2 separate regions of the Homo sapiens genome follow, and region 2 is linked to region 1. A link is a contact called in ENCODE Hi-C or POLR2A ChIA-PET data. All regions are on one chromosome and are shown on one strand. The core of a region is the stretch at or near the end of the contact, and the rest is flanking DNA. Distances in the headings are between cores, read along the strand shown. Region 1 holds the start of LINC02387 (long intergenic non-protein coding RNA 2387). Region 2 holds the start of DENND5B-AS1 (DENND5B antisense RNA 1).

Region 1 (4,598 bases), core at 1,016-3,515:
GGCGACAAGTGAGACTCTGTCTCAAAAAAACAAAACAAAACAAAAAAAAACCAGATTCTGGGTTTGCCCCAATTCCATAAAATTAACCTCTCAAGGGTGAAGCAGGAGAAACTATTTTTTAATGTGCCAAGTGACTTTGAAGTGTGACAAGCTTTTTAAACATTTTATTTGGAGTTTTCTGCTTTTATTATTTTTAATTGACACATAATAATTGTATATATTTATGCGGTACCATGTGAGATTTTGATATAGGCATACAATGTGTAATGATCTAATCAGGGTAATTAACATATCCATCACCTCAAAGAGTTTTGACATCACTCATTTAAACCTCTAAGAAATACTTTTCAGCTGGGCGCAGTAGCTCACGCCTGTAACCCCAGCACTTTGGGAGGCCGAGGCGGGTGGATCACCTGAGGTCAGGAGTTCGAAACCAGCCTGACCAACATGGAGAAACCCCATCTCTACTAAAAATACAAAATTAGCCAGGCATGGTGGCACATGCCTGTAAGCCCAGCTACTCGAAAGGCTGAGGCAGGAGAATCACTTGAACCCGGGAGGCAGAGGTTGCGGTGAGCCGAGATTGCGCCATTGCACTCCAGCCTGGGCAACAAGAGCAAAACTCCTTGGCCGGGTGCGGTGGCTCACGCCTGTAATCCCAGCACTTTGGGAGACCGAGGCGGGCGGATCACCTGAGGTCAGGAGTTCGAGACCAGCCTGACCAACACGGTGAAACCCCATCTCTACTAAAAATACAAAATTAGCCGGTCATGGTGGCACATGCCTGTAATCCCAGCTACTTGGGAGGCTGAGGCAGGAAAATTGCTTGAACCCGGGAGGCGGAGGTTGCAGTGAGCTGAGATCGCACCACTGCACTCTAGCCTGGGTGACAGAGCGAGACTCCATCTCAAAAACAAAACAAAACAGAAAACAAGAGCAAAACTCCGTCTCAAAAAAAAAAAAAGAAATACTCATTTTTCTTTGACTTTAAGCCCTTTTAGAATAAATAAAGCGGTACAAAATATTCATAGATTACTAAACTGTTAGAAGCCAATTGTTAAATTTAAGACTTTAATAGGGAACTTAAAGCAATCAAGAAAATAAACTCTCCACAAAGTTTTAAAAAACAACTATAAAATACATCCTGTAGGCCGGGTACAGTGGCTCAATCCCAGCACTTTGGGAGACCGAGGCAGGCGGATCACCTGAGGTCAGGAGTTCGAGACCAGCTTGACCAATATGGAGAAATCCCTTCTCTACTAAAAATACAAAATTAGCCAGGTGTGGTGGCGCATGCCTGTAATCCCAGCTACTCGGGAAGCTGAGGCAGGAGAATCACTTGAACCCAGGAGATGGAGGTTGCGGTGAGCTGAGATTGTACCACTGCATTCCAGCCTGGGCAACAAGAGCGAAATTCTGTCTCAAAAAAAAAAAAAAAAAATCCTGTAGGTTTGTTATCAAGAAAATGCTGATGACTATAATTAGGATTATAAATTTAGTTGAGAGTGAGAGCTAGATTAGTAAATAAAATTGTCTATAAACATTTGTAAATCAGTCATCCTCCTGGGTACGGTTTGTAAAAGAACCCAGTGCTTAAGTGAAGAGCAGGGACAGCTCCTGGCTCTGGATGGGGGAGAAGTCTTCCTTGTTTCATAGTCAAGGAAAGCTCCCAGCTGACCATCACCCTCTTCTCTTGGAAAACGCCACACCTACCTTCTTGCCATTCCTAGAGCGATTTTCCAGCCTGAGTGGTATGACTGCTTCCATTTCCTCGCCACTCTTGTTTGTCCCTGGCAGTTCACTTTGATTCTCAAAAGTCCATTAAAACCCCTTCCAGGTCCTCCGGGATCCCTGGCCATGTAAGCTCTGCCACCAACAGCAGCCTTTCTAGTACAAAGTCTCTAGAGCTTTCCACAGCCTCTGGCTTGGTCTCTCCCTCTCCAGGCTGGCCACAGGCCCCCAGGGACCTATCTGCCATCTCTTGGAAATATCTTTCTAAATTCCCCACTCCCCCTCCTGCCTTTCCACGACTTTGAGTTGCAATAGTTTGCCCAGTTCCCCTTTTCCTTGTAGTCTTTAAAGATAAGTCCACAGGTTTTTCATTTGTTTATAAGATTTACTCTCCATCAGGAAATGAAAATAAACATAGGGAAGCTGATAAGTCACAGCTCCCCACCCCCAGCCGTTGTTCCGGGGAAGCCTCTCTAGCAAGGCTCAGATGTTTCCATCTTAAGGTTAAATCACACCAAACAATAGAAGCCCTTTGGTTTCACCTCAGTGGGCGGGATGTGCCTCCTTTCATGGATCTCCTGCCCCACACAGGATTTCTCTGGACTCCTTAGAGTGTTTCTTCAAAACTAGTTCAATCTCGATCTAATTAGTCCCCAAAGAGATGCAAACCAAACGAGATGCGATTTTTGTTCTATTAGGAGGGCACAAAAATAAAAAATAAAAATTAAGCCTGATAATAGCCTGTTTGGGCCAGCTTGCTGGGAAGCGGACTCATTTTTATACTGCTGGAGGGGTTCGGAATCAAGAATCTTAAATATGTGCATCCCCTTCAATCCAGTAATCCCACTTCTAGGAAAATATCCTGAGGAGATAATCAAGATGTGCAGTCAAGAATTTATGAACAAAAGATACTCACTGCAGAGCCATAATTGAGAAGAACTGGAAAGGACTTAACATGCCTCCCAGGTGGGGCTTGGCTCTGCAAATCCTCATCTGACTCTATGATGGAATGGGATGCATCCGGTCATGCAGTCATCCGTGCGACAAATAGTTCTTCAGTACCTACTCTGCGTTAGGTAAACAATGCAGAGTATTGTTAACTTGGCTGGGTAAACAGGTAAGTTCTCAGCCCCCCTGGAAAATCCATGATCTCCTAAAGTAAAGCAATTTAAAATTGTTCACATTATTTGTGTGTGAGTGTGAGGGGGCGCTTTATCACCCTCCACCTCTCATCCCCCCACCACAAGCAGTTGCCAAATTCAAATAATTTTTCCTTCAATGCCTCTCCCGTGTGACCGCTCCTTTTCTTTCAAAAGTAAATCCTATGTCTGGGAGGTAACCCGATCACCGCGGAAAGAACGCCGACATGGAAATCTTAGGATTGGTTTCTCGTTCCAGGAAGTTGCGCTACTTTGGGCAAATCACGTCACCTCTGGGACTGTTTCTAATCAGAATAAAGAAAGGGCTGGACCAATCTTTCAGATCCTTTGAATCCAATCATTTTTGGCCTTATGACGGAACCGTCTGTAGATGAGGGCATCTGAATCCTAGTTAAAGGGAAGGGACGGTGAAGCCCTTGAAGATCTGGGGCATATTTCCTGAACACCAAAACGGGAAAGGGCTGTCTAGAGTGAAAGTATAAGACAGACAGGCCCTGTTCCAGGAAGCTCCCTGCACTCTGCTCTTCTCCTCAAGCCGACCCCAAACTCACAGCCAGCTTTAGCAAGCAGGCCCGTCATCCTTCCAGGTGCTATGTAATATTAAGAAGCAGCAGCTAACAATTATTAGTGCTACTAGGGGCAGGAGATTTGCAGTTCCCTCGCTTTCACACAAAAGTATGAGGTCTGTTTTATTATTCCCACTCTAAAGGCAAAATGGAAGCTCACGGAGATTACAGAACTTATGGGAAGTGACAGGGCTATTTGCCACGTTTATACTGGCCAGTCTTCCTCTTTTTCTCAAAGGGTGGGGTGGGAGAGCAGCCTCCCGTGTTATCACCCTCTCCTGCGGCAGAAGACAGAAGCATAGGTCATTTTGGTAGTACGGGTTTGTTGATTACCAACTGGGAGACAGAGGTGAGGTAAATCACAAGCATGGATGTTAGCAGGGCTGCAGAAGTTTATAAATAAATGATCTTAGAATCTCCAGCAGCCCCATTCTTTCATTTGGTAACCGGCCTCCTCCCTGCCCTCATCCCTGTAGCGCCCTTCCCCCATGAGGGTGAAGGGTCAGCTCTAAAAATGCAGTCAGGAAGGAACAATGAGAGTCCTCTCCCCGCCTGGGAGAAATGCAATTTGCATCTCAGATGAGCTCAGATTGGTGAAGCCTCGTTTGGACTCTGATCCTTGCAGTAAGGATCTGCTCTGGGAATCTCCTGTGACCTGTTGAGGTTTGCTGCTCCAAAGGAATAAGGAGTCTTTGACATTAATGTCCATTTAACTCAGGGATCTAAAAAGGCAGGTTAGTGTTAGAGTTCTATAGGCACCCCAGAATTGTACCTAAGAGTGTGTGTGTGCGTGCATATGTGTGTTTTCCTGGGGATGGTGTAGCTTTCCTTAGATTGTCAAAGGAATTTATAGCTGCCCAAAGGTTAAAAACTTGTGTGACAAGTGAGTGTGATAAAGGAGGAACAGTGGTGCAGATCCTGTGGGAGGGGAGAATGACTTAACAAACCCAGAGGTGGGGGTGGGAGGGAAAGAATTCAGGTGAGACTGCACTCAGAGGTAGGATTCCTTTTTCTTTTTTGTAGGTAACATTTTTTGTTTTCTTACTGTGTGCCAGGCATTGTTCTAAACTAAATATACAAGGCCAGGCGCAGTGGCTCACTCCTGTAATCCCAGCACTTTGGGAAGCCGAGGTGGGTGGGT
Region 2 (4,598 bases), core at 1,256-3,755, 220 kb after region 1:
TCATATAAATCATCAGCAAATCTCGTTGGGCCTACCTTCAACATCTATCTAGAATCTGAGTCCTTCCTGCTGCTTCACCAAGCCAACAACTTCTCTCACCACAAATACCTTTTTTTTTTTTTTTTTTTTTTTTTTTTTTTTTTTTTTTGAGACAGAGTCTCCCTCTGTTGCCCAGGCTGGAGTGCAGTGGCACGATCTCAGCTCACTGCAACCTCCACCTCCTGGGTTCAAGCGATTCTCCTGCCTCAGCCTCCAGAGTAACTGGGATATTACAGGCATGTGCCACCACGCCCAGCTTTTTGTATTTTCAGGTGAGATGTGGTTTCACCATATTGGCCAGGCTGGTCTTGAACTCCTGACCTCAAGTGATCCACCTGCCTCGGCCTTCCAAAGTGCTAGGATTATAGGCGTGAGCCACAGCATCCAGCCTCTCACCTCAAATACTGAAAGAGCTCCCTAACTGGTCTCTTGCCTCTACCCCTGCCCTGATATAGTCTACCCAACATGGCAGCCACAACAGTCATTTTAGAAGGCACATCAGATCTTGTCATTACTCTGCTCAAAACCTTCCAATACTTTCCCATCTCAGAGTTAAAAGCCTAAAAACTGCATGAGGCCCTATACAATCTCCCCTGCCCTTTCTCTTTGATCTTACCTACTACTCTCCCTCTCCCTCAGCTCCAGCCATACTGGACTCCTTGCTGTTACCAGCACAAACTAGTGACTGTCCCACTCAGGGTCTTCGCACTTGCTGTTTCTTCTGCGTGCAATGCTGTGCCCCCAGGTGATCCATCTGGCCTGCTTCCTCATGTCCTTCAAGGCTCTGTTCAAATGTCACCCTCCCTGTGAGGCCTTCCCTAACCATCTTATTTAAAATCACAACCCCACCATCCCACCACTCTGCTGGCATGTCCCTAAATCCACTCCCCTGCTTTATTTTTCCTCATAGCACTTATTAACATCTGGAGAACTATATACAGTCGGCACTTCACGTGGACTCCGCATCCACAGATTCAACCAAGCACAGATTGAAAATGTAGTTAGGCCTACAATGGTTGCATCTGTACTGAACATGTACAGACTTCTTTTCTTGTCATTATTCCCTAAACAATACAGTATAACAACTATTTACATAACATTACAACGTAACAGGTATTGTAAGTAATCTAGAGATGACAAAGTGTACAGGAAAATGTTCATAGGTTATATACAAATGCTACAACATTTTATTATAAGAGACTTCAGCATCCGAGGATTTTGGTGTGGGGGACACTCTAGAATCCATCCCCCATGGTTACGGAGAGATGATTGTATTTTCATTATCTCTTTACACTAGAACGTATGCTCCATGATGGCAGGGATTTCTGACTGCTTTCTTCACAGCTGTCCCCAGTGCCTAAAAAACCGACTACAGATAGATGCTTTCAAAACTGTTGGATGAATGATACTGAAATATTACAAGGCAAAATACATTATTACCTGAATACATTAAATATTATGAGAAGCAGAAATCCCAATCACCCACACTCACACAGTTTTGCAAAAAGAGACATCATAGTTTGTTTCTTAAAAATGCATTAAAGTCTAATTGATGGTTTTGTTAACATCATTCTCTCTGTGCCTAAAGAGTCCTAGGTCACACCTAAAAGGTACAGTTTTAGCTTCAGTAGGCAAACGGAAAAGAAAAATACAGGCTTTTTTCCTTTCATTAGTCATCACTGACAGAAGGCCTCCAAGTGACCCTGGTGCCACAAATGTTTAGGATCTTTAGGGAAGAAAGGAGTCTAGAAAAATAACAATATTCCTTCACCAATCTCGAGAAGAATCTCTCCAAATCTCTCTGCAGACATTTTTTCTTCATATCCTTTAACAAAGCCATTCTTAACATGTACATGAAATCTTAGTTGAAGAAACAATGTGATTACATAATTACACATACGGAAAAACTTGGTATTCTATTATCTCTCCAAATTTTTTTTTAACTAAAACTAGACTTACAGTTTTTGTTGAAAATGTTTTGTGTTTCTACCTCCGAAGAATATGAAAAAAAGAAAATGTTTTGCTCTGAAGCTGAGTTAAGAAGAAGATAGCCAAGACGTGGGTTGATGGGGACTGTATTTTAAGGCTGAACAGTTTTGTTTACTATTGTTTATTATTTAATATATTCTTCCCAGTCTCCCCACCCCCACCAAAGGAAAAGCGAAAAATTTACGTTAGTGCAATCAATAAGGAATTATTTGTCCAAAGGAAGTTGTTCTGAAAGGCTATGACCTAAGTCTTTAACACAAAGTTCAGGCGGTAGATGTCACTTCTCTCACCCATTTAACAACAACAACAAATCAAGATTCAGATCCCGCGGAGGCAAGCAGAAAGGAACAGGCGTGAAAAATGAAATCAGTTGTTTCTCCCCGGCCTCCTCTCGACACTGCGCACTCCGCTGCCCTGCCCCCGCCCATCGCCCTTTAGCGGCCCCTTTTAACGGCGTCGTTTGCCCAGCACAGCCCCGCACTGCGCCATCAAATGAGTCAAGCGGAAGGACCGGTACCCCTCCGGGAAAACCAGGCACTAACACACGGTGCACCCAACTGAATTTAAACTCGGGAACAGTGTAGGCAGTGTCAACAAAGCGCGGTGCTGGGTCCCGAGCGTCCAAAGGTCCCTGCCAGCTCCCAGACGCGGCCAAATCCACAGGATTCCAAAAGGTGACTTGGCCGGCACCGCAGAGCGGCAGGCGGCGCAGAGGGCAGAGTCCGACCGGTCCCCGCCCCGCGCTCGCTCCGCACGGCCACCGGCTCCTCCGCGGACGCTACCCCGGCGGGAGCCGAGCTGAGTCCGACTCCCCGTCTCCCGAAGAGGCCCGAAAGCCGCGTCACGTGCGGGGCCGAAACTTCGCGGCCGGGGCCGGGTGGCTGGCGGGTGGGAGGCAGGCACGGCGGTCGGGGGGCAGCCCGCGCGCCCGGTGACTCACCGGCCGCCTCCGAGTGCGGCTGCAAGCGAAGGGGCCGGCGCGCCAGGCGGGGTCCGTGCCCTTGGGGCCACCCCCGCGCCTGTTATTAATAACCCAGCGCCTGGAGGCGAAAGCCCCGGTGGGCGCAGCCGCAAAGCCCGCACGCGGAATAAATAACAATGTCATTAAATCGCGCCCGAGCGCCAGTTCGGCCAGAAAGCGGCGGGAGGGCGCCACCGGGAGCTGACTTTGTCTGGAGCCTGCACCCCGCCTCCCGCGCGTCCCCACAGCGTCCCCCGCGCCCCTGAGGGGGCTCAGCGCCGCCGCAGCCCTGGCCTTACCCGCCAGCTCGTCAGGCTCCAGCCCGCTGTCCGCGTCGATCCCGCACAGCACGAAGTAGTGCGCGAAGCGGCAGGCGGCCGGGGAGGAGCCCGAGCCCGGGCCGGGCGCCGCGCAGCTCCCGCTCATCCCGGCCGCGCTGCTCCAGGGGCCGCCGCCGCCGCCGCCCGGGAAGGCTTTCTGCGGAGGCTGCCACCACCGCTCCGGCTGTGGTCTGTGCGCCCGCCCTAGGGCGACACTGGCGCGCCCATGGCCGCGCAGCCGCCTCTCGCCGCCGCAGCCTGCCTCCTCGCTCGGCGCGGGGGAAGCGGCCGCGGGCTCGCGCGCGGCGGGTCCGGAGCCCGGCCGGGTGGGGGAGGGGCGCGGGGGGAGTGTCGGCCTGAGAGGCCCTCGCAGCCGCAGCTGCGCTCGCGAGCTGAGAGCCGCCGCGTCTGGCGCCCGCGGGTCAGCTGAGCGGCGCTCGGGCTGTGGGAGCGCGGGGCGGGCGGGGGCGCCGGGGCTCGGCGCGTGCGACGGAGAGGGGTGGGGGGCGCGCTCGCGAGGGACGGAGGCGCGCGCTTCTACCGTGCGCGCGCGCCTAGCGGGTTCGGAGGCCAAGCCTGGCGTGGGGCCGCATTCGTGCCCACTGGCCCCGGCTGCGGCATCGAGGGCGACCCTGCACACACCCCTCCTCGCCCTGGCCAGCCGATAAGAGGGCTAGCCTCAGTGTGGGGGTCTGTCTTCTAAAGGGGTTGTCACCCATCCTTATTTCTTTTAATGCAGCTTTGGGGAAGGTGAACAGCCGCTCTGAGATCATTTCGCATAACGGTCTGAACCATCGTCTTTTAAACTGTGACCTGTGTGGGGGTGCCTGTCTCACTTTAAGGTCCTCCCTTCCCCCAGCCGTCACCCCATTTACAGGCCATCCTTAGTGACTTAGTGACAAGTCAACCGTGAGGGGGAAAAAACACAACTCAATACCCACAAAGCGTTGAGACTTCTAGAAGGAGTGCAGTCACCAACCCCCGCCTTCTGTCATTTATCCTGACATTTTCCAGGTCAGTGTAAATAGCCAAGGCGCTCCAGTTCCGCAGCCCTGTACCCATCCGATGTTATCGGCTCTCCCCGCAAGTAACAATCGGAGGCTAAAGCAACAGGAATTAGACCATGAACTCTGCTCCTCCCAAAGGCACGGCTTTCTTGCCCTGCTCAGCTGTCTTTTGCCTTCTCGGAAGGAACTCGACAACCAGTTCTTTTTCCTTTGAAAGAAAACTGGCTGGGCTCAGTGGCTCACACCTGTAATTTACTCAACACTTTGGGAAGCCCAGGTAGG

The links. A loop is a pair of places that touch in the nucleus more often than their neighbours do. ChIA-PET counts read pairs that join two places held with the same protein, here RNA polymerase II (POLR2A). Pooled maps may share reads with other maps.
Region 2: a loop to region 1 is called in a pooled map, with 2.3 times the contacts of the local background. The contact joins the promoter of DENND5B-AS1 here to the promoter of LINC02387 in region 1. A Hi-C loop is called at or near these places in 4 of 50 pooled maps. POLR2A ChIA-PET finds 5 or more read pairs at or near these places in 8 of 52 experiments (Caco-2, HEK293T, HepG2 and 3 more).

What each region holds. Positions count from the first base shown.
Region 1 is chr12:31,367,036-31,371,633 of GRCh38, forward strand. LINC02387 (long intergenic non-protein coding RNA 2387) reads right to left here and starts at 2,266. Exons shown (of 2, transcript NR_146469.1): 1 at 1,714-2,266. RefSeq lists enhancers at 3,307-3,914, 3,915-4,523.
Region 2 is chr12:31,587,418-31,592,015 of GRCh38, forward strand. It overlaps DENND5B-AS1 (DENND5B antisense RNA 1), which reads left to right and starts at 2,506. Exons shown (of 3, transcript NR_046909.1): 1 at 2,506-2,702. It overlaps DENND5B (DENN domain containing 5B), which reads right to left and starts at 3,719. Exons shown (of 21, transcript NM_144973.4): 1 at 3,289-3,719. The coding sequence starts at 3,415. RefSeq lists enhancers at 2,240-2,319, 4,300-4,529 and silencers at 2,750-3,089, 3,240-3,509, 3,580-3,869.